Regions from separate parts of the Homo sapiens genome. Here regions 1 and 3 are each linked to region 2. A link is an interaction called in ENCODE POLR2A ChIA-PET data of the cell type or tissue named here. Cell type or tissue: HepG2. All regions are shown on one strand.

What was found. Peaks named below come from ENCODE experiments on the same cell type or tissue, not always from the same donor. Only the 100,000 strongest peaks of a DNase experiment are listed, where the experiment ranks them.
Region 1: POLR2A ChIA-PET joins it to region 2 with 22 read pairs; 4 of 35 experiments call an interaction of 5 or more read pairs at or near these places.
Region 3: POLR2A ChIA-PET joins it to region 2 with 10 read pairs; 3 of 35 experiments call an interaction of 5 or more read pairs at or near these places.

What each region holds. Positions count from the first base shown.
Region 1 is chr11:75,779,170-75,787,169 of GRCh38, forward strand. It overlaps DGAT2 (diacylglycerol O-acyltransferase 2), which reads left to right. Exons shown (of 8, transcript NM_032564.5): 2 at 5,449-5,577. Among named protein-coding and RNA genes, the nearest start is that of DGAT2, 14 kb to the left of the region's middle. RefSeq lists an enhancer at 2,243-2,809 and a silencer at 7,275-7,569. In HepG2, no CTCF peak of the experiment used is centred here; DNase peaks (open chromatin) are centred at 3,622, 3,962, 5,092 and 7,372.
Region 2 is chr11:75,716,280-75,724,279 of GRCh38, forward strand. It overlaps MOGAT2 (monoacylglycerol O-acyltransferase 2), which reads left to right and starts at 1,559. Exons shown (of 6, transcript NM_025098.4): 1 at 1,559-1,700; 2 at 3,713-3,891. The coding sequence starts at 1,610. It overlaps LOC105369392 (a long non-coding RNA gene), which reads right to left and starts at 2,006. Exons shown (of 3, transcript XR_950316.4): 1 at 1,927-2,006. In HepG2, a CTCF peak has its summit at 7,071 (motif pointing right); DNase peaks (open chromatin) are centred at 2,612, 3,572, 5,652, 7,102 and 2 weaker places; H3K4me3 peaks cover 3,604 bases.
Region 3 is chr11:75,788,362-75,796,361 of GRCh38, forward strand. It overlaps DGAT2 (diacylglycerol O-acyltransferase 2), which reads left to right. Exons shown (of 8, transcript NM_032564.5): 3 at 1,827-1,934; 4 at 2,300-2,370; 5 at 7,967-8,000. Among named protein-coding and RNA genes, the nearest start is that of UVRAG-DT, 22 kb to the right of the region's middle. In HepG2, no CTCF peak of the experiment used is centred here; DNase peaks (open chromatin) are centred at 4,810 and 7,620.

The DNA of each region.
Region 1 (8,000 bases), 63 kb after region 2:
GGGTCTGAGAACTGCTTGAAAGCACATGGGTTGCGGGGGTGGAATCCAGTCTCACTAGAACATCCACATGAGACTTTGAGCATGATATGGGCAGAGGAGGGAGCTCTCCTTTGCCAGGATATGTTCCTGAAGTCCAGGTGTGGGCTGGCGTGTTTGGTGGGGCCAGCGCTCAACAGCGTAGCATTGTAGAGATGATGAGGGACTGGGAGCCTGAATACCTTCTTTAAGTCCTGGCTCCCACACCCTGACCTCAAGCAAGTGATTTTGCCTCTTTGGGCTTCACCTCACCTCAGTTTCCTTCTCTGTGAAACAGGATTGCCAGTTCTCCCCTTGCCTACCTTCCCAGAGAGTGCTGTGGGACGGTGAAGCCCCACATAGGCGCAGGAGAAGGGGATTGCTTTCCGGGTGGTAAAAGAGCTGCTCTGGGCCTCTCTGGCAGCTCTACTCCCTCTGCCTTCCCCAAAGGTAGGAGCAAATGAGCTGTGTGTAAAGCAAGTGCTGCCTGGGAGCAGCCATTTGAGTCTTCTGTTGGGAATCTTCCCCTACAGCCTGTCTCATCTGCCCCCATAAAACAGAGACATCTGTAGGTAGCAGGGTTGTGTTCCCTTTATAGGTGGAGAAACTTGTACCTAGGGAGGGCAAAAGAGGCTCATCCCCCATCTCTGGGGTCAGTCCTCAGTGATGGGGCTGGTTTTGCCTCCTGCCAGGCAGCCCAGTCTAACTTGGGCATCCAGGCCTATAGCTGCCTCTGAGGCTGCTCTGGATTTGCTTATGGATTTGCTCAGCTATGCAGTAAACCTCTATGAGCCCCTCTTACCACAGATGAATCAGGTACCAAGTCCTGGCACCCATGCGTCACTGGCAGTGGGATGGCCAAGTAAAGTGACATTGGTGCTGTGGGAGTGTGCAGAGAGAGTGCAGATGTGGTGAGGGGGCAGATAGGAGCAGGGACTTGGCTGGATGCTGAGGCTCCCTGGTGGCCCCACCCAGGAGTCAGGAACAGTCAGACTGGGTGTGAAGGTGGTGGCATGTGGTGGCATCTGATTGCAGCATCGGCATCCCCACCAGCTTCTGCTGGACTCCTCCCAGCCACAGCTGGGGCAGAGGAAGTACTGACAGCCAGGTGGCAAGGACTGGCAGTGTTTTGGGGGTGCCCAACTGAACCCTCACTTCCCATCTGCCTGAGCAACGGTACCAGAACTACTGCAAGATGGTAAGCTCTAGGTCCCAAATACCCTGACAGGAGTCCTCAGGAGGGTGGGTGCCAGAGATCACAGACTTCACCCTCCTTACCCCCATTTCATAGATGGGGAAACTGAAGCCCAGAGAGGTGAGGAGACTTAGCATGGGAGTTGGTGGCAGAGCTGGGTCTAGAAACCCAAGTCCTGCTGCCACTCTACCTGCTGTAGAAGATGCCTGCTCCTGACCCACCCCTCTGAAGGAAAACAGATCATTCATTTCTCCCCTTCCCCTTCCAGCTCCCCACCACTGCCCCCTGCTTTGTTGTGGGGAGCAGAGAGAAGGAACTTGGGGACATGCAACATCGGAGCAGATGCAGGCCTGAAGGTTGGGCCTGAATTGGGTTCAGCTTTGCCAGCATCTGGCTGAGTGACCTTGACCCGGTATCACCATCAAAATAGGGTGTTGGTGCCAAACTCACAGGAGTCCAAGTGCCTGTGCAAGGGCATGGAGGGTCTCCCAAAGCTTTATGGGCCTCTTGTGCATCATACCTTTCACTCAGCCCTGCATGGAGGGAACTCCGGGGGCCTGAAGAGTGGCCAGAGCACCTCCTTGGGGCTGGCCTGACAGGGCACTGGGGATCCAGATATGGATCAGACCCAGGCCTGGCCTTCGGGCAGCTTCCAGTGTGATGGAGAATCAGCTTGTAATCAGCAGTTAGAACAAGGCCAGAGGCTGTGGGAACCCTGAGGAGGATGCTCTTTTGTTTCTCCATTGTGCGGGTCTGACTTTATCTTCAAATAGGTTATTTCTGTGGGTGGCAAGATAGCCCCTGGCAATTCCAGGCCTGCATAGACCTTAGTGTTTATCATCCCAGAGAAGGAAAGGCCTTCTCTTTCCAAAGGCTTCCTGGAAGACTGCTGCCTTATCACCATCTCTGGGTTTTGAAGGATGTATTGCTTTATCTCATTATCAGGGAATCATCAGGTAAGCAAAGCAGGGAAGGGCCTCTGCCTAGAATATTTCTGAGGTGGACTGGGGGCTCCCACTGGCCCGGGGTTCAGCATCCATGGCCAGGCCAGCTCCCAGGCCACGGCCTCCATGGTCAGCCAGGTTGGGATTGCCTGAGAGGGCCTGGGCCTGAGAAAGCAGAGGTGCAGTCCTCCCAGCTTCCCTCTCCAGGAGCCTCCCAACTCTAACGCCCACGGAAGCACTTGCCATTTGGTATTTGGGACTTAGAGCTCACCACCTTGCAGCAGTCCCGGTACAGTTGCCCAGGCAGATGGGAAGTGAGGGTTCACTTGGTAGACTGCATTTCCCACTTGTTGGCAGAGCGAGCTGTGGGCGGTAGTTGGGGCTGGATAAGGCAGGGTGAGAACCGAACCAGCAGTGTGGGAAAAGCCTGAGCCTGCAGACCCACCTTGCTGCGGGACTTGGGAGACTCCCGCAGGCCCTCAATTTCCAGTCTGTATAACGGGGTGAGGGTTGAACAAGATGGCGTGCGTTTCCTGCGCTATGACTTTACCTAATTTTAAGACACCTAATAAGCTTAGCAGAGAGATTTGGATTAGGCACGATGAAGAATTTTTAGGTCTTCTCAGTTGTTTCAGTTGGGGATATGTCATCAGTGAAATTTCTATACTCCTCCTCCAAGCTGCATGGGGGCTGGCCCTGGCGTCAAGGTAGGGAGCTAGATAAGTTGACTCCCAGCATGCCTCTTCCCTACGCACCCCTCAAACCACTGGCTTCAGGGGCCTGTCTGCAACGGGAAGCAAGTCAGCCACGAGAAGGCATGCTTTGCCTTTTTTTCCTGCCAAATAGAAGGTGGTGTTCCCCGGTGCTGTGTCTCACCCCAGCCCCTACCTGAGTGTTTGGACTGAAGCATTTATAGTGGTGTTTCTCAGACTTAATCACCTGGGGATCTTGTTAAAATGCAGATTTTGATTCAGTAAATCCAGTCTGGAGCCCAAAGTCCTGCATTTCTAACCCGCTCCCAGGTGATGCTGATGCTGCTGTTCCCAGACCACGCTTTGAGTAGGAAAGTGCTAGAGTACATTTTGTCTTCTGTCTAGCCAGGGCATCCAGCCTGCCTCAGATGGAACAGGAACTCACCTGCCACTTAACCAGCCTCCGGTGGCCATGGCTCCTGCTTCACTTCATCCAGCATGGCTCAGGAGGCAGAGCCAGCTGCTGGAAGATGACTTGTCCAGCCCCAGCCCTTGGATCAAGGGTTCAAGCCTGTGCTTGGACTTCACTTCCCTCCCTTATATACTCACCCAGTCCTGTCCCACTTGTAGGTGAAGGTGAAAGGTTATGAGACCCTCAAGGATAAGCATGTGATGAACTCATCTGGCCAGGTCCCACTGCTGGGCAGGTTGACCAGGCCCTGAGCATGACCCTCCGACTGTGTCCTGTGTACAGAGCCTTTGCACTCAGAGCTGCTCTGGGGAAAGGGGAGGTCCTCTAAGCAGGGTCAGGAATGCTGGGTTTCAGTCCTGGCTCTGCCGCCTACTGCCTGGGTAGCCCTGGGCTAGTCAGTGCCTGTCTCTGGTCCCCAGTCTCCCTGGCTGTCCAATTAGGCTATACTGGATGACCCCAGAGGGCTCTCAGGCTCTAAGATGGGTTGCTGGGCAAGTCTGGAGGTGGGAAAGTCCTATGAAGGTAGGATTTTTGTAAAGGGGGCGAAGGAGCAATTATGAGGCAGACCTCTGGAATGGCTCTATGGCCCAGCCTCTTTATTTGCTTTTGTGAGTTCACATCCTGCCGCCTCCACCCCAGTTATGCCAGTGGTGTTATTAGATGCTACTGAACACCCAATTTGTGCACTGAGGATGTGGCAGTGAACCCTGCAAGCTTGCCTGGGGTCACATAGTGAGTAGAACCAAAGTCTGAACCTAGGTTTGACTCTTCTGCTAAACTAAGCCCTTTCCCTCTGATGCATCACACCAGGGAAAGGGGCCATCTTGAGGCCTAGCATTTCCTTCCTTCCTCCTAAAAGTCAAAGCAGTTGTTAACTTTCAGCTCATAAGGGTAGATATCTTTCTAAACTCTGCTGTGGCTTTGTTGCTTTGCAGATTTTGAAGAAAAGCAAAGGCTTGAGTGTAGGCCCCTAAATCCGTCTTTCTCCCTGCTCCCAGCTTGTAGGCTCAGTTGAAAGGTCATGAGACCCTCAAGGACAAGATTGTGACTAACTCATCTGTGCTCTGGGTCTTTCACAGAGCAGATGGTATGAAGGAATATTTAATGGGCACACAGTAGGTGCTTGGTGAAGATGTGTTGAGCAAAGGGCATGTAGTGGGGGTTCAGCAAAGAGGGGTTTGAGGTGGCCCACTTCTTCAGCTGCCGGAAGGAATGGGGTATGGGTGAGGAACCTTCACCCATGCTCTTCCCCAGTGCTGTCTCCTGCAGTCACCAGGCTTCCTGTCCCTACTGCCCATCAGCTGCTGGAGTCCAGGGTGTCATCCTAGGGGCACCAAGCCAATTAAGTGGGCACATCTCGTCCTAACTTCCAGGCTTGGCACTTGATTGATAGTGAACATAATTACAGCCCTCAGTGTCCTTCAGGCTGCCTGAAGCTCACTGGCTACTGGGCCCTTTGGGGAAGCAAAGGCTCCCACCTTACTCCTTTCTGGGCCCCACGCTTTGGGCACTGAGATGAGGCTGAACATTTACATCTCTCTGAAAGTGGTAGTGGTGTGGGGAATCAGTGGTGTTGGGGGTGGGGGCAAGAGGGTTCAGCTCCTTGGAGAAGGGGTATTAGTCTGGGACATACAGAAGGCAGAGCAGGGATTGGGGATGCTCAAAGTACACTTGGAGAAAAAAAACCATTGCAAATTGGATGTTGAACCTCTGTCCTTGGCCTCACAGACAGATAGCAAAATTAAATATTTGTACTAGATTCAGATAAGGGACAGGAGTTTGACTGGGGTGGAGGGGATGGGAGAGAACTGGCAATTATGAGAGACTTCCCAAGGCCTAGCCCTTGGACTAGCCTCTTTAGATACTTCATGTGGTCTCCAAAATGACCCCGAGTGCGATACCATTCCCATTGTGTATCTATAGAAACCAGGGCACAGGGGAGCATGCAGACAGCCCAGAGTTACAAAGCCATGAGGTGGAGGGCTAGGATCTGAACCCAGGTCTGTCTGATTCTATAGCTGATGCTCTTCTCATATCTAGAAGGGTACCTGTGGGAGGTGAGGTTTGTACTGGGGACCCCATGACTGGAGAGAAGGGTGACAGTGGACTGACATCTTCCCTCTGCTGTAGGCACTGGATCCAGCATCCTCTCCGCCCTCCAGGACCTCTTCTCTGTCACCTGGCTCAATAGGTCCAAGGTGGAAAAGCAGCTACAGGTCATCTCAGTGCTCCAGTGGGTCCTGTCCTTCCTTGTACTGGGTAAGCTGGGCCTTAGAGGGAGGGCAGGTGGGCAGGCAGTGTCCACTTCCCCAAAAGAGGTAGAGCAGGAGCCCTGCTCTACAGGGGTGAGGGAATAAGAGTAACTCTTACACATGCTGCCCCACAGCACCTTTCCACATCTATCTTTTGGGTCCCAGATCAAGTGCTCTACCCCTCAGCATGCATGAAGATTCAGCAAGATTCAGTGGGAGGTGGTGTGATAGTTCCCATTTACAGATGGGAAACCTCAAGTCTTAGAGAAGATAGGTAACTTGCCCAAGGTCACACAGATTTGAATCCCTGTCTACAGGACCCCCAAAGCCTGTGCCTTTCCCACAATGCCACCCTGCCCACCAACAGACATTTTCCAGCAGGTATGTTACTTTGCCTTAAGGTGGTTTGGTGCCAGGTTTAAGTCCTGAATCTCCTGCAGACAAGCTCTGTGACCTTACACAGGTTATTTGAGCTCTCTGAGTGTTAGTTTCCTCATTTTGAGTGTGAGGAAAGTGCCTGCTTCACATGGCTTTTTTGAGGATTGAAGATAAGAAATGAGAGCACCTGGCACAGGGCCTGGTCATGATGGGCCCCCATTACATGGGAATCATCGGGAGGTGCCCTCAGACCCCACTCCCAGCCCACACCCATCCTCAGCTGAGCACATTCCCCAGGTGCTTCCCGAGGCCTGCTCCCTGCTATCTCTCAGCACAGCCCACATCGGTGCTTTGGTTGCTTTTTCTGCAGGTCTGGCTAGATACCCTCACTCCTTAGGTTGCCATCCAGGCCAGGGGCAGGACAACACGAATGTCTGAGGGGAGGGAAGAAGCCTCTTGTTTTTCCCCAGACCCCTGTGCTCTCAGCATAGCAGGTAGCTTCCTCAGCACGTCAAGGCAGATGAACCTGCTCCAGAGCATCACAGAGTGCATTCCAGTGCCTGTGAGCCAGTCCCTCTGGGCAACCCACTCTTCGGGACTGTATAGGCTGGTAGGGGATCATCAGGACTTACCATGTCAGTGCTGAGCAGCTGTCCTTCAGGCAGGTGCATGGGGCGCTCTGAGACTGAGACCATGTTTGCAGGGCCAAGGGATAGAACTTCACAGGTGAGAAAATGCAAATTCACAAAGGTTCATCAACTACCTGCTACTGTGAAGCTCATTAAATGGCAGAGTTGGGATTTTAGCAGAAACTCAGTGCATTCCCCAGGGAGCCCACATTCCTGGAAGCCCAGAATTAGTGAACTGGGGCTGAAACAGCCAGTCTTCACCTTTAGGCCCAAGAACGGGCTTTGAGTGGGGGGATCCATGAACCCTTAAAATTAGATGCAAGATTATATATGAGTATGTGCACATTTTTCTGGGGAGAAGGGCCATAGCTGTCCTCAAAGTCTTACAGGGACAGGTAGCCTCAAGAAGACAAACACTGGTTGGAAGAACTGAGCAAACTAAACAGTCTCCCTCAGGACTCAGACCCCTAACATGGCTTGCATTTGGCCACTTACTAGAATCCTAGAGTAGTGAGCACAGTGTGACCCCTTCTTGTTAAAAAAGGAAGTGGAGGCCTGGCGAGGATGGAGCCTTACTTGGGGTCACATGAGAAGAAAGTACTGGGACCAGGACAAGAACCCAGGGACTCCAGCCTCCCAGACCCCCTGCCTAGTCTGCTACACCAGCTCTCTTTGTTCCCTGTTGCACCCCAAAGCTACCACTATCCCTGTCTTAATGGGTCTGGGCCTGGCTGGTAGGGAGCTGAGCAGCTTGTAGAACACCAGCTCACGCAGCATGTGATGGGGACTGGCCCCAGGCTATAGGTTAATAATTGATCAGACCCAACCACAGCCCAGAAACCGGCCCAGCATCTTCTCAACACCCTCGCCTGGCCTCACCTCGCCTCGCCTCGCATAGGTGGGAACCTGGCCTCGTTGGACAGGCAGATCTCCTGAGCTACTGCTAATTACTGCCCTCAGCAGCCCCAGCCACTCCTTCCCTCTGCCTCTCAAACCTGCTGGCAGAAGCTCACCTGGCAAGCAAAGACCGTGGTGGCCCTGTTGGTCTCTCCCTGGACCAGAGATTTTTCACCACTTTGTGCCATGGAACCCTCTGTCATTTTGATGAGGCCTATGCCCTTTCTCAGTGTTTTAGAGTATTTAATACAAGGTGCATTGGATTTCAAAGGAAACTACTGATAATAAAATATAAATATCTATACATTAAAAAAGCTGATTAGACATGTAGTAACAGGTGCCTTTTTATTACAGTAAATAAAAAGATCTAGCAGCACATGTAATAATTACTATAGTTCTTAAGTAGTGATGAGAAGAAATGATTTTTTTTAAGATATCTGCAACTGCTACAAAGTTATATGAAAATACCTTTGTTATTTATTTGTGTCATAAGTACTGCTGATAATTCTGTGATTTATTATATTGG
Region 2 (8,000 bases):
ACAGCCCAAATGCCTGTCAGCGTCCAAATGGACACTTTGTGGCATATTCACACAATGGAATGCTATACAGCAATGAAAACAAAGGCAATACAGGCACATATGATGTCTCAAAAGAGTATACACTAAATGATTCAGTTTTCATAAAGTTCAAGAACAGAGATGAGGATGGTGCTGAGCTACAGGGAGGAGAGCAGTGACTGGCAAGGCCAGAAGGGGTGCTAGGTAAGTTCTGTTTGTCGATCAGAGTGGTGATAACTTTCACTTTGTGAAAAGACATTTCTCTGTCCGCTTAGGATTTGTGCATTTTTCCGTATGTATGGTATACGTCAATTTGAAGTTGACATTTAAAAGGAGGGACTTAGAAGAACTGATAGGACATGGTGACTGGTAGAGGTGGATGGAGAAGAACAGAAGGGATCTAGTGTGACTCAGGTTTTGGCCTGAGCAACTGGGTAAATGGCATTACCCTTTACTGAGATGGGAAAGAGCAGAGGAGGAGTCAGTGGGGCAGAAGGGAGGTGGGGGAGGGAATCAAGTTCACCTTTAGACATGCTACGATGGAGGTGCCTATCAGGCATTCAAGTGAAGATGTCAAGGAGCCACCTAGAGATTCAAGTTTAGAGCCCCAGGGAGCAGAGCTGCAGATGCAGATTTGGAAGTCTTTGCTGTGTAAATACAATGCAAGGTGTGAGCCTGGATGAGATCTCAGAGAGCAGAAACTGGAGAGAAAAGAGAAGTCCCGAGGATGGAGTGGAGGAGGGGGACTCGAACAGCTGGCCTGGTGAAAGACGAGAGGCACAAAGGGAGCAGCCAGAGAGCTAGGAAGAAAACTGGGAGAGCATAGTGTCCAAAGGCCAAGTGGTTTCAAAGAAACGGGAATGATCAACCATATCTAATGCTGCCAATAGGTCAGGATGAGATCTGAGAATTGATTACTGGATTTAACATCATGGAGGTCACTAGGGAACTTGCCAAGGGCAGTTTTGTGGAAGGGTGATACCTGAAGTGTGGACCACCATTTGTGGTACCACAGATGGGAGGTGAGGACAGGAAGGCATGAAAGATAGCTCTTCCGAGAGTTTGCTGTGTGAGTGAGCAGAAAAATGGGGCAGGAGGTGGAGGACACAGTGTGGGTGGGGATTTTTAGGTGGGAGTTAGTACAGCATATGTGTGGAGGGGGAACAATGGACAGGACAAGGTTATCCTATCCATTGACCTTGGGGCCAGGTCATTGAATAGGTGGGAAGGGGGTGAGATTGCATATGCTTGGGGCTTCACCTGCCTAGTTATAGGAAGGACAAGATTTAAGCAATTGGGGAAAGGCAGCCATGCAGATAAGGCATTGCCTGAGAAAGTTGATAAAGGCTATACAACCCCTTCTCTTCCTCCTTCCTTAGCCAGGCTCCAGCAGGTAGATTCAAAGGTTTCTTGTAGGATAGAATTTCCTGCCTCAGCAGGGGCAAGGAGGCCTTGGGGCTGGGCTGGGCTGGGCTGGGTGTGGCACTCTCCCTGCCAGCTTCTACAACCTGGGGAGGGAACAAAAACCTGTGGGTGCCTCAGACCACAGCAGAGCTCACAGAACCTGCGGGAGCCAGGCTGACCCGCCAGCATGGTAGAGTTCGCGCCCTTGTTTATGCCGTGGGAGCGCAGGCTGCAGACACTTGCTGTCCTACAGTTTGTCTTCTCCTTCTTGGCACTGGGTAAGTTGGGCTGCACTGTAAGACGGGAGACCACCGCACTCAGGTGGGGCAGAGCAGCCACACCAGGTGCACACAGCACATTGATGGTGGCAAGACATTTATCCTAAAGGGGGCTTTGTTGCGCTCAGAGCCCCTGCCCAGAGAGAACTCCTGGGCCTGCCCAGAGGCTTCTTGGGGGTGGAGTGGGGTAGAAGTCACCGTCTGCTGCTCTGGGCAGGTTACTTACTCTTCCTGGCTTGCACTGTGGGTTCTCCTTTGGCACTTGGATGAAGACCAGTCTGCAGGCTGCCAAGTGGTGTGGGAAAGCCTCTGGGCGATGACGGGAAAGTTCTGGGCTCTGCAGCCTGCTCAGAGAGGAGAGATTTCCTTCTGTGCGCTCAGGGAGGAGGAAACTGGGGCTGGTAGTAGGGTAAGTGAGAGAAACAGGGAAAGAAAAGAAGGGTGGGGAGAAGGTGCAGACTGAGAGTGGACTGTGGAGTGGGCATGCTGGGTACCAGGAAACCCGGAGTCAGACTCAGCTGGGCAACTGACTTTAGCCAGCCCATGCCTGACCTCTCCAAGCCTCGACTTCACCATCTGCAGAACGGGGACAACAATGCTGGCCTTGCAGGGCTATTGTGAAGGAAATGAAGAAATGTGCTGACCTCTGCTTGGCACAGACCTGGCCTGGACCCTGGGCTGGGCTCACACTGGAGGGCATGAGCATGGCCCCTTACCCACCCCACCACTGATTTGTGGCCAGAGAGATCACCCTTGCCCAAACAATAGCTCTGCCAAAGGTAACATTTTCTAGGAGGGTCTGGATCTGTGGCTTGGGAAGGGAGAATGACTAGGAGTCCGTGGGGTTTTTCCTTTCATCTGCTGGCACCAGACAAGGTAGGAACTGCTGCTTCCAGGGCTGAGGTTCAGCCTGTACACAGATACCACTCTCCTGGTTGTTAAAATATTGACACACTCTGAACACATTGCTCAGTAGCCATCTCTCTTTCTCTCTCTCTCTCTCACACACACACACACACACACGTACTTCCTCAGAAACTCCCCCACAATTCTGTAGTGAAAAAACTCCCCCTTGGCAAAGCAGGCCCTCCAGGACCCTGCCCTAGCATCCCTTCTGGTTGAGCTGTGTCTCTGTTCTAAGGGTTTTTAGACATTTTACACATTCCTGTATACCCCCTTTGCACAGATGAGCCAAACAATCAAGGATTTGCCTCCAGTAAGGGCTGAGAAACCATCAGTCAGAGGGGAATTCCACACTAGGCCTGGTCTTAGCCCTGATGCACCCCTGATTATGGGGCGGCCAGGGGCTGGCCTCTTCCTCCCTCCCTCCTTTCAACAACAAACGTCACTGGTCACTGAAGGCAAAGGAATCAGAGCTCAGCAGGTTTGGGAACACTGTGTAGTTCAGAGTGGCCACAGACAAGAGGCAGGAGCGGGAGGGACAGGGCCAGCTCTGGGGCTCCTGGAGGCCAGGCTGAGCTACTTGGACTGTGCCCAAAGTTATGGGGAAGTCATGAAGGGCTTGAATAAGGGGAGGCACCTGGCTGGATTTATCTCTGGGAAAATGGGGCAGAGGATGAACAGAAAGAGAGCAGGAAAGGGTCTCCCTTTGCTCTGAGATCCCAAAAGATGGAAACTAGAACAGTTTATCCAACCAGTTGTCCCCATTGATTGAGCACTTAATGAGTACAAACAACTCTCCTGGGGAGAAGGAGGACAGGCAGGGGATGGAGTGAATTAGGCGGCCTGGTGCAGTGGGAGAAAGTGAGCTTTGGAGTTAGGCCTACCTAGGCTCAACGCGTGCTCCCAGTGACACTGGGCTGGCCGTAGTCCCTCTCAGGGACTTTGTCTCCTCTTTGAATGCCCCGGAAGCTGCTGTCTTCCTCCTGGGCCCGAGGATTGGACAGGACAGTGCTGCTAGTGCCAGGCCTATGGGCAGAGTTCAGTCTGAGCAATCTCACCTGCCTTCCTCTCAGACCCCTGTCCCTGACAGCTCCTTCTTCCCTCCCCAGCCGAGATCTGCACTGTGGGCTTCATAGCCCTCCTGTTTACAAGATTCTGGCTCCTCACTGTCCTGTATGCGGCCTGGTGGTATCTGGACCGAGACAAGCCACGGCAGGGGGGCCGGCACATCCAGGCCATCAGGTGCTGGACTATATGGAAGTACATGAAGGACTATTTCCCCATCTCGGTGAGTATTGAGGCTGGTTGGGGTTGGGGAGGGAGTTGGCTGGGGTGTGGTCAGGGCCAGAGTGCCGACGTCTCCATGGGAGAATATGGCCCTGCATGCACTGAGGAGGGTACTGGGCTGGGAGGCAGGAGCTAGGGCTTCCGCTACTATGTGACCTAGAGAAGAGTCCAGCTTCTCTCCGATCATGGTTTCGCATCTGCAGGGATGCGGGGCCAATATGTGGATTGATGGATGTCCAGCATTTGAAGGAGTTCTGTGGGTTATATGGTGTGAGGCATGCCTATGTATCTTAAAGGCACAAACCCATCAGCAGCCCAGGCTTGGGAGTGAAGGTAATAAACTTACAGGTTCTAAGGACCATCTAGCCTCACACTTAACATTCATCAGAAGAGGAGGCTGACACCCAGAGATGGAGGAAATGTCACCAAGGTCACACAGCAAGTTCTTTTACAGATTTCCAAGTGTGTACACTGACTGTGGGCAAAGGGACAGAGGAGAGAGCCCTGAATTGTTCTCAGATCCTACCCTGACCCTAACTCTGGCATGTGGTATATCTTTGGGCAAAGCTTTATCCTGTTCTGAGGCTCAGTCTCCCCATGTATCTAGTAAGTACACTGATTCCTCCTCCTCTGCATGCCTTCAAATCTCTGGCTTTCCGACTCCTGTCACCTCGTGGTCATTGTGGACGCTGGGCCCTGGACTTGAAGTTGTGTCCAGAGCAGAGCAGATCCCTGGATTTGAGTGAGCAGATCTTTCGGCTCCTTCAACGGAATCCCAGGCAATTTAAAGCCTTGATCTATGCAGCCAGGCAGTGATGGTTTATTGGCCAGAAGGGATAGGATGGGGAAGGCAGTGGGGACGCAGAGAAGGGACAGGCAGGGGCAGTTGGCCCTCCTCTGGAAGCAGGAGAGAAGAAAGGGGTAAGATATGGCCCGTGGAGACAGGCAGACTAGATTCTGATCCCAAGTCTGCCCCATACCATATCAGCTGTATGATCGTAGGTAAGTTGGTCTCTCTGAGCCTCAGTTTCCTCATATGTAAAATGGGGATAATGACACATACCTCACTGGGTTGTGTAGATTCAATGAGACAAAGCAAGTAAAGCACTTTGTAGGTTTTCTTTTTTTTTTGAGATGGAGTCTCGCTCTGTCACCCAGGCTGGAGTGCAATGGCACGATCTCAGCTCATTGCAACCTCCACCTCCCAGGTTCAAGCAATTCTCCTACCTCAGCCTCCCGTGTAGCTGGGGCTACAGGTGCCGGCCACCACACCTGGCTAATTTTTGTATTTTTAGTAGAGACGGGGTTTCTCCATGTTGGTCAGGCTGGTCTCGAACTCCCGACCTTAGGTGATCTGCCCACCTTAGCCTCCCAAAGTGCTGGGATTACAGGTGTGAGCCACTGTGCCTGGCTAGCACTTTGTAGGTTTTCAGTAAACAGGTAGCTAGTATTATTTTACCTCGGCAGTGGGACTCTGAGGAAGTGTGGTCGTGACCTCGAGTCTGGGGAGGACTCTGAGAGCCCAAGCCCTGCTGCTCTGACCTCCACACCTACGTAACTTCTCCCACCCCGCCTGGGAACCCTACCTCTTCCTGTCCCATCAGAAACAAGGTCTCCAGCTTGCAAAGGGGGAGGGGTAGAGGAAACAAACCCACCAAAGTTAAGCAACTTGTCTGAATTATGGGAACGCAGGGTGGTTGGGGTTCCTGCCTTGCTCCCTTCTGAGAGTCCAGGGGCCCAAGAAGGACTAGCAAAGGCTGAGCCACAGCTGGAATGCAGGAGCCTCTAGCACTGCAGTGAGCAGGGCCTCCAGGGCAAAGGGCAATGGGGGTGCTGGGCAGACAGCGGGCAGCGGCTGGCAGAGACTGCCGTGCTCACGAAGGGTGGTAGATGTGGTAAGGCGGAACATGGTCTAGCCTGGGGGGCTCAGGATGGGGGCAGTTTCCCCTGCACCTCATATGTGTTTCCTGCAGGGCCCACTCCTGGGTCTTGTCAGCAAAGAAACTTAGGGCTTGCTGAGTTCTGGGAGCAGTCATGGACGTGTCAGAGGCAGAGTCCTCATCCCCACCCCAGGACCTCTGCACTTTGAGATTCACCTCCCTTTCCTGCCTCTCCTCTCTCCAGCCTGGGCTTCCTCTTCTGTGCCAGGAAGGTCAGAGTTTCCCTGGGAAAGTGTGCTGTGGCCAGCCTGGGGACGTGTGTGTGACATCAGGGACCAAGCCAAAGAAAACCTGAAGCAGGCTCTGGCCTCCGGGAGAGCTTCAGAGGTTCTGGCTCTGGTCTCACTTCCCACTCTTGAGCTGAATCCCAAGCTCACCGGGGGGGAAAGGAAAAGCAGCCTGAAAAGGCAAACACACAAGCACAGGCCCAGACACTTGCCGCAGGGTGAGTTCTGAGCCACAGCCTGACATTCAGCGCGGCTAAAGCAGAAGGCAGGCCTGCAGAGGAGGCTGGGGAGGCCCTCAGGTCAGAGGGTGGAGGCCATTGGAGGACATTCCGCAGGACTGGGACTGCTCACCTGAAAGTTCTCCCGGGGTGTCTTCAGCCAGCCCAATGGCCTCAAAGGACAGCATCTGGCCCTCTTTGCACCTGGAGCATTTCCATTTGCAGGTCTGGCAGAAATGCTGAGGCAGCTCTGCGCCTACCCTATCAACGTCCGTCCTTCCTGCTCCTTCCCCAGCCAGGTGGCTTTTGAGGAGGATATCTCAACCTTAGTACTGTTGACACTGGTGGGACACAGGCCTCGATTTGCAGAAATTCTATGTGCATCTTTTTGTTTCTTTGTTTTGGTTTTGTTTTTGTTTTTTTCGAGACGGAGTTTCACTTTTGTTGCCCAGTCTGGAATGCAGTGGCGTGATCTCGGCTCACTGCAACCTCCACCTCCCAGGTTCAAGCGATTCTCCTGCCTCAGCCTCCTGAGTAGCTGGGATTACAGGTGCCCGCCACCACTCCCGGCTGATTTGTATTTTTTTAGTAGAGACGGGATTTCACCATGTTGGCCAGGCTGGTCTCGAACTCCTGACCGCCCACCTTAGCCTCCCAAAGTGCTGGGATTACAGGTGTCAGACACTGCACCTGGCTCTGTGCACTGTTTTGTTTTTTGTTTTTTTTTCCAGGATCCTTCCTCACCGCAGGCCCTTTGCAGCACCATCTGCCGAGGGTGACAATGCCACTGAGTGGCCAGCAGAGGGCGAGATGATGTTCATTTTGACTATGTCCTAAGCTGGGCCTGTGGGGTGGGGCTGTGGCCTGTAGACGCTCTTTCCATAGACCCTCCCACCCTCCCACACGCCTTTACTGCCCAGGCCCCGCAGGGATCATGGGGTGAAGAGACAGTAGGGATCCTCATTCCTGGGCTCAAGCAATCCTCCTGCCTCAGCCTCCCAAGTAGCTTGGACTACAGACACGCACCACCACAACTTTTAAAAAAATGTTTGTAGAGATGGAGTCTCACTGTGTTGCCAGGCTGCTTGGCCTCCCAAAATGCTGAGATTAGAGGTGTGAGCCACCACACCTATCCCACACCTTTTAAATATACTGAAACCCTGAATGTCATACTTTAAACGGATGCATTTTATGGTGCATAAATTATATCAACTAAAAGCAATAGCAGCCCCCAGAGCCTAGTAACCTGGCTGTGCCCTTCTCCAGGCCCCACTGCCTACTGCACACCCAGCCTGCCAGGGCATGCACCCAGGCAGGATTTTCCCCAGACAGCCATCTATCTTCGCTTAGTCACACTCCCCTCGCCTAACAGAACTGAGGGAGGGAGACAGACCACAGCACTTCACAAACCTCCCCTCTTCTTTGTTTACCCCCCTTGAACCCTGTAGCAACCCTGCCAGGGAGGCGTTATCAGTGTCCTGTGGGACAGAAATAATTGAGCCACAGAGGGGACAGGGGCTTGGCAATGGTCATGTGATGAGCCAGCGGCAGAACCGGGGTCTCCTGACTCAAGGTTCTTTTTCCCACTAGTGGAACCCTGGTGACATGCCAGGATAGGATTGGGGTCAGGGAGCCTTCCTTCTGAGGCTGTACCAGCCTCATCCATTGGGCTCATTCCTTCCTTCCTTCATGCTATACCCTTTCCAGAGCATCTCCTCTGTTCCA
Region 3 (8,000 bases), 72 kb after region 2:
CTCTTGTAGGCTGCACATGCTTCCCTAGAAACTTGTCTTCCCTTCTGCGATGTCACACCCCTAAGCTGGTCCTGAAAAATTGGACATCTCGTCACTCTGTATTCACTGTTCCTCCCAACAAGAGAGTTGTACCCTGTTTTTAGCTACCCTGGGGAGAGGCTGGCTCAGGAGTCTAGAACAGGGCTAGATTGGGGGGCAACAAGGGGCTACCATTTCCCTCCCTTTAGGCTCATGGAGAGTCTACATCCAGCCTTATCTTCTCCCATGGGAAACCAAAGGAGGCTCAACATGGTGAGAAGAGAGCATGACATCCAGAGCCAGGCAGCCTACAGCACCTGGGACCACCAGGGAATGGGCACACAGCAAGGGTTGGCCTCCCTTCTTGGGCAGTGGAAAAAGTCCTAGAAGGAGTCCATGCTTCTCCCACCAAACATGAGTACCTGCTGCCCTTGCCCTTGTGCTGAATGCCAAGGACCAAAGAAGATGCCTCCCCACCCAGTGTGGGAAATTCACAGGCAAGAGATGATATGTAGATAGTATGATATTGGGGAACACTTCTTGAAGAGCTGAGGTCTGAGATAGGCCTTAAAGGTTGGGTAAAAAATGGAAAGAGAGAAGCCCTGCTGAGGGCAGCTAGTGGCGAGCCATGAGATAAAGCAGGCATGGCACAAGCTCTCCTTCCTTTCTGTGCCAGGCTAGATTAGTCTCTCTTATGACCTACAGGCCCAGAACATGGTGACCAGTGGAAGCCAGCCCCCAGGCAAGTCTTCCAAGTGTGCTGTTAGGGTTTTTTTTTTTTTACTTTTGAGACAGAGATTCCCTCTGTTGCCCAGGTTGCAGTGTAGTGGCGCGATCATGGCTCACTGCAGCTTCAAACTCCTGGCTTAAGGAGTCTTCCCATCTCAGCCTCCTGAGTAGCTGGGACTACAGGCACATGCCACCTTGCCCAGCTAATTTTTTAAATTTTTTTGTAGAGATGGAGTCTCGCTATGTTGCCCAGGCTGGTCTTGAATTTCTGAGCTCAAGCAGTCCACCACCTCAGCTTCCCAAAGTGCTGGGATTACGGGTGTGAGCCACTGTGCCTGGCTGCTGAAGTTTTTGAAGACAGGGAGGCTGATGGGCTCTGCGCTTTGGCCTGGGACTTCCTGGATTGCCGTTATGTTGGAAGGGAGCCAGCCCTCCTCCTGGGCAAGTGTCCCCTCTCCGGTCCCTCTAGTGATGGTCTGGGACTTTGGTGAATTTCTAAAGCCTAATACAGAGAACGGACTGTAGAGTCAGACCTGTGTTTGAATCCTGGCTCTGCCACTGTCCTGCTGGGTGACCTTGGGCAAGTTATCTCCCCCTTGAGCCTCAGTGTTCTTATCTCTAAAATGGGGCAAAGTCACCCTGCCTTACACTTGAGACAGTGGCTCAGCCCCAGTCTTGAGATGCAGAGGCACTGGGTAGGTGTTCCCTCCCCTTATCCACAGTGTCTGGGCTGGGTGCTGGCATGGGGGCGCACACAAGGAGGGGACAGTAAGAGCAGCTTCACAAGAAGCTGAAGCCTATCTCCTTTGGTGCTCCTGTCCAGATAACATGGAGCCCATGGGCCCCTCGATGCCAGGACAGTCCATCAGAGTCTGGGAGATGAGGCTCCTCTTGTCCCAGGAATCTGCTCCTACCTGGGCTGAACATTCCTGTAGCTATTTCTCAGGGTTTGTGGGCCCCATGCCCATGGCCCTGGGTGTGCCTAGCTTAGTGCCACAGTAAACACTCACTCCATCCACCATGGCCCAGAGGGGAGATGAAGCCCAGTAGGACCTGACCTGTGGCCATCTGCCCCCCAGGAGTGGCCTGCAGTGCCATCCTCATGTACATATTCTGCACTGATTGCTGGCTCATCGCTGTGCTCTACTTCACTTGGCTGGTGTTTGACTGGAACACACCCAAGAAAGGTAAGTGCAAGGCCTCCCTTGCCCCACCTCTCATTCTAGGGATGCTCTTCCCCCTGCACAAGCTGAAGGGCCTCATCCTGAGTGCTGTTTCTTTTAACACCCACTTTGTGAAAAGCACTGGACTAGTCCTTTTGGGGGGAGGTTAAAAGCCCCTCAAAGGGCACTGTTCTGGTCCTGACAAGAGTTCACACTCAGTCGAGGGTTTGCATAACATGAAGGAATGAATGTGGAAAGGGGCCTGATGGGAAGGGGGCATGGTGCATGGGGTGATGGTCACCTGCTTGGGTTTCACACTGGCCCTGTCTTGTCTGCCTTGCCCAAATGTACCCCCACCCCCACCAACTCTGTATTTTATTCCCTGGAAGGTGGCAGGAGGTCACAGTGGGTCCGAAACTGGGCTGTGTGGCGCTACTTTCGAGACTACTTTCCCATCCAGGTAAAGTGCTGTGAGTGTTGTTTTGGGAGGGTGGGAATGGATGGGAAATCTGAACTCAGGCCTTAACCCACCCACAGGGAAGCAAGTTTAGACCAAGTTGGTCTCTTCATTTCCTTTCTACTGTGTCACTGGCTGTGCTGGGGACCCCACTGCTCTTCTGAGTATCCATCTTCTTTGGGCCAGCCCTGAGGTCCTGACAGGGAAATGGTGGCTCAGTTTGGCTTTCAGTCTCAGCTCTGTCTGGCCCCTGCCTGGTCTGCAAGCTGGGCTGGTGAGGCACAGCCATCTGGCCCTGATGCATGTGGGCAATCCTGGTGAATTGAGGATAACTCTGGCAGGATCCTGAAGGTTTTCCCCACAGGGGAAAGACCTGTCTGGCCAGCTCACTCCACACCCCAGCTCCAGCACACCCTAGCTGCTGAGTACCCTGCAGAAGGTAGGGGTGCTGAAGAGTGGAGGCAGCACGTGAATGTGAAAGAGTTCTGTGCAGGGTGCAGGGTGGTGTATATTTGCTGTTGTGAGTCAGTGACTGAGATCCTGGTGTGTTGCCTGGGGGCAGTGGCTGGGTAACCCTGCATCCTTCACTGCATTCGGTATTTTGGGGGTGGCAGGGCCAGCTCCTTCTGCTCATCCTTAGCCTAAGCCCAGTCTTCCCGGGACCTTCCTGCTCCTCAGGGTCAGCGTTCCTTCTCCTTTTCCTGACCCCATCTCTCTAACTGCAGAAAATTTGAAGCTGTTTTTGTTGGGAGAAAGTTGCATCATAGGACCCAACCCTCTAATTTTGGAGGTAAAGAAACTGAGCCTCAGAGATGGGCAGGACTTGTCCAGGCTGCATAGTCTAGTATGATGGCAACATTGCAACCACCATCCAGGCTTATTGAATTCAGGGCCCAGGTTCTTTTCCACTGATTTCCTACTGCCTGTTTCTCTGGGAGAGATTCAATCCCTGGATTTCCCCATTGGATTGATTCCAGCTTCCTGGGTCTCCCTCTCCCCCGTTGCTGCTGGAGATCTCAGTTTAAGTTCCTGCCCTGTCACTCCATTTATTAACCTGCCACCATTGCTCCCTGTCCAGTGCAGGGCTGTGCTGGGCATGGGGACACAAGTCAGCCCTGCCCTTGGGGTGTCTATTGCATCCTGATAGACTTTGTCACTTTCTGCCATGGGGCCATGGGCAGACTTTCTCAAGCCTGCTGAGCCTCATCTGCAAAATGGAGCTGTCTGTATGATGAAAAGTAATCAGTTCTGATTGGGTGGGAGTGATGATAGACTGTTCTTTCTGCTTTCTCTCTCACCTCAGGGGCCAGGCTCCAGTGTTCTCTGTTGCCACTGTGGCCTGGTCCTCTGGAAGTCTCCAGGAGGCCAGTAGCCCCATCCACTTAGAACAGGATGACCTGATGATTGTTGGTCAGACCTGGGACAGGCAGGTGTCCTTTGCTATCTGATCTCCACCCTTCCAAAAGAACCAAACAAACCCCTGTGTCCTTCTCACATCTCTGTTCCAAGAAGTCAGCTGGGAGTTGGAGCCTTAGGGCACATACAACCTGGCCCTGTGAGGGCTCCCTGGGGCACTAGGACAAAAGCCAAACTGGGCCCGAGGCAGGCTGGGGTGTTGAGCCTCAACCCGGGGCTTAGGCTGATCAACCCGGGGCTTAGGCTGAGCCTGCCTCTCTCCCTCTGGGCCTCAATCTCCCCTTCACTTGGCCTTGGTGATCTGACATCAGGTCTGACACTCTATGGGGGTGTGTGTGACCCTCCTGTCCCACCCCCTTTTCCTGGCCTCTTGCCAGTAATCATGTAATGAAGATCTGCCGCTGTACCCACCCGCCCACCTACTCCCTTCCTGGTGGGACTCTGGTCTTTGCTGCCAGAACAGCTCATCTGGCCCAGAGTGTATCCCTTCTGTTGGCACAGGTGGGGTTCTTGTGTTAGCAACAGCCACCGAGACCACCAGCCACCTGGAAGAGGAGCAGACAGTGCCCCACATCACCTCTCCCCAAAGTGTAGGCAGAATCCTTGGAGAGGAGACTAGGAAACACTCTCTCTAAGCTTAGAATCACCTGTCCATCTGCCTCATTTCACTGATAGGCTTACTGAGGCACAGAGAGGAGGGACTATCCCAAGGTCACAAAGCTTAAGTAGTAGCAGGACTAGTGTAGGAACCAGGGCTGTCTGCTTTGGGGCCCATGGTCTTACTCCTGTGTTACTTTCACCATCACCATGCCGTGCTGTGTAAACTTAAGCAAGCCTTTGCTCTTCTGTGGGTCTGAATTTTTTCCTCTATGCACTGCTGTGGTGGGACAAGCCTATCTGAGCACCTTGCCTCTCCTGGGAGGGAGGGTATAAAGAGTGACTTGATAGGAATGTGTCCCAGACTGACATTAGCGAGCAGGCCGGGCCTGGGCATCGTGTTGGGCTGGGACTTTGCCACGGGAAACAGGCAGCAAGAGGACACAAGAGCAGGCATGTCAACAGAACCTTCATTGGCGGTATCCTTCCCCTCCTTCCAGAACGGACATTCTCTCCAGCCCTGGGGGAGGGGAGTGTGACATGAAAACAGATCAGAGCTGGTCAGATGCCTACATTCTTCTGGGTCCTACAGCAAGGGCATTGACTTGCACTGTGTCCCAAGGCACCTCATTCAACCAAATGTCCCATCAGAGCCTTGGGGAGGGAGGAAATGATTTAAAGAGCCACCTGGGGCCCACTGGGTGACACATCTTCATCCAGCAGCCCAGGGAAAAGTGCAGCGACTGGCCTGCTCCAGATGTGCAGGATAATTTGCTGTGACCTCCACAGGGGAATTGCAGCTCCCTTTTCTAGGCCTCAGCTTCCCCCCGTCATCCAAGGAATGGCTTAGACCTTTCAGGGCTCTGCCAGCCCATGCAGTGCTGTGGGTTCCTGGTTATCGGCCCAGTGGGAAGGTCGGGGGAGCCATAGGAAGGGGACAAAAAGATGCTGCACGGCGTGATGGTCACCTGCCAGGGTAACTATCCCAGGCCTGGCCATCAGCTCAGGAGCAAGTTTCCAAGTTTCCCACCTGGTATTGGCTGCCCCAGCTCTTCCCTCAATGCCTGCCTGCCTTTTTCATCAAAACTAGCACAAGGAACTTTTTAATTCCAGCTTCACTGAGAGCTAACTTGGTGGGCAGACCTGCTTGTTAGGCAAAACATTGGAACAGCAATCTTAACAGAGCTCATGTAAACGAGATTTTGAGATCTGCTCGCTGCCCCGAGCCCCACTAGCTATGGATTAGACTGCTGCTGTTTCCCATTTATTTGGGGAGTAGCTGAGAGTTGGTTTGGTTTTTGAGCAACTTTAATCTGTTTGCCAAGGGCAAAGCGGGAGAAAGAGCATCAGTGCCCCAAGCAGTGGGGATGAGAGTGAGGGAGTCTTGCTCACATTTGCACAGACTGGCAGCGTCAGAGCTGGGAGTGGTGCCAGCCAGCCTTTTCCATCCCCTCTGTCACCTGAAGATTTGCATTTCAATTTTCCAAGGCCAGCCACCAGCACCCTCTCCCCCAGAGCTGCACACAAGTCCTTCAGCTCTGCCAGGAGGCTCCCAAATCTGGAGTCACAGAAAACCTGGGCTCTTGACATTCTGCTGGTGGCCAGTGACTCTGCTTCCAGCTGGCACCAGTGCAGGGAAGGGGCACTTTGCAGCACTCAGGTGGGAGTGTCATTGATGTCACCTCTTTTGAGGCAGGGCAGCCAAAAAGACCAACGTGTTCATTCCTTGTTATCCAGGAATTGTATTTCTAGAAGTTTGTTTCACAAAAGCAATCAGATATGTGGACAAAGATAAGGTATTTATTGAAGCATTACTTCTAAGAGGGAAATTTTGGAAGCTTTTAAAATGTCCATCAATCAGGGTTTGAGTCAGTGCTGTTACATGCATGAGAGCTGTGCTGTAGAATACAAATGCAGCCACGAGAAGATATGGAACTGAGGGATTTTGATAAGGACAGATAGCTGTATGTTTGGTAGAAAATGATATAAAAATGATATCAACCCATATAACCTCAATTTTGTGGGTTTTGAAAAAGAGCATGTATATTTTTGAGTAGAAAAAGGACTCAATGCGTCAGATGGTTTTATCTGGATGGAAATATTATGGATTTTTTAAATTTTCTTTTTGCTTTCCTATATTTTTAAAATTCTCTAGGAGTTTCTCTTCTTTTCCCTCTCCCCTCCCCTCCCCTCCCCTCCCCCTCCTCCGTTCCTCTCCCCTCTCCTCCGTTCCTCTGCCCTCTCCTCCGTTCCTCTCCCCTCTCCTCTCCTCTCCCTTCTCTCCTTTCTTCCTTTCCTTCTTTCCTTTCTTCTCACTCTGTCACTCAGGCTTGAGTGCAGTGGTGCAATCTCGGTTTACTGCAGCCTCTGCCTCCTGGGCTCAAGCCATCTTTCCACCTCAGCCTCCTGAGTAGCTGGGACCACAGGTGCGTGCCACCATGCCCAGTTAATTTCTGTATTTTTGTAGAGATAAGCGTTTCACCATGTTGCCCAGGCTGGTCTCAAACTCCTGAGCTGAAGCAATCCTCCCACCTTGGCCTCCCAAAGTGTTGGGATAACAGGCATGAGCCACCATGCCTGGCCCTATTATTTTTCTAATCAGAATAAAAATGATGTTTTTATGAGCAGAATACCCTTACTCATTGTCTCTCTCAGCCTCTTCCACCCCCATCACATTCCTTGTAACACAGGGTAGGTGTCACAGGCTTTGCCTCTCATGACTCAGGGTTTAGGGACACTGCATCACCCACCCCTTCAAGCACCAGCCCCAGGGCAGGAGGTGGGCCCTGAGGAAGCCAATCATCGTTTAGAGCATCCCAGTGTCCTTAGTACCACAGGTCAGGTCCTCAGCTGCTGCAGCCTTACAACTAACCTCTACCCCAGGCTGGCTGGCACAGGGCTGTCGCTTGTCCTGTCTTGTCCTTCCTGCCTTAGAACCTGAACTGAGCCCAGCTGACTGTGGGAAAGTTTCCATTTGGGCCAGCTGCAGTGTCCCTTTTCCAGGCCAGGGGAGTAGGAGGTGGGCTGCCTGTCTCATTCTGTGAGCTGTGGAGGAGCCCACAGAGCACAGGGCCAAGTAAACCCTACCTCCAAGGAGCTCACAGTTTGGAGAGACTGACAGTGGGGGCAGAGCTTGCAGCCAAGGCCCCGGTTGCCAAACTCAGGAACTTGGACTTTACTCACATGAAGCCAGACACACTCTCCAGTCTAAGAGTGACAAGGGTTGGATTTGAGTTTTAGAATAATCACTCTGGCTGTTGCGAAAAGGATGGGCCCAGAGGGAGGGAAGGCAGGAGGCTGGCAGAGTGCAAAGAAGAGCTGCTGTGTGCATGGCTGAAGACTGAGAGGAACAAGGGCAAACATTGCCCACCCCTTCCCAGAGACCCACAGTGCAAATGGTGACTGCCCAACACCAGCACTGTGGCCCTGGGGATGAGAGTCTGAGGTAAGGTGTGGAGATTCATTGCAGCCCTCAGGCCCATGGAGGTCCAGGGGAAATGACACATCCAATCCCTCCCTACCCTCCGGGTATGCCCCGGTATCCCTCTCCCAGCCAGTTTCCTCTGACCCAAGGTCATCCTTGCAGCTGGTGAAGACACACAACCTGCTGACCACCAGGA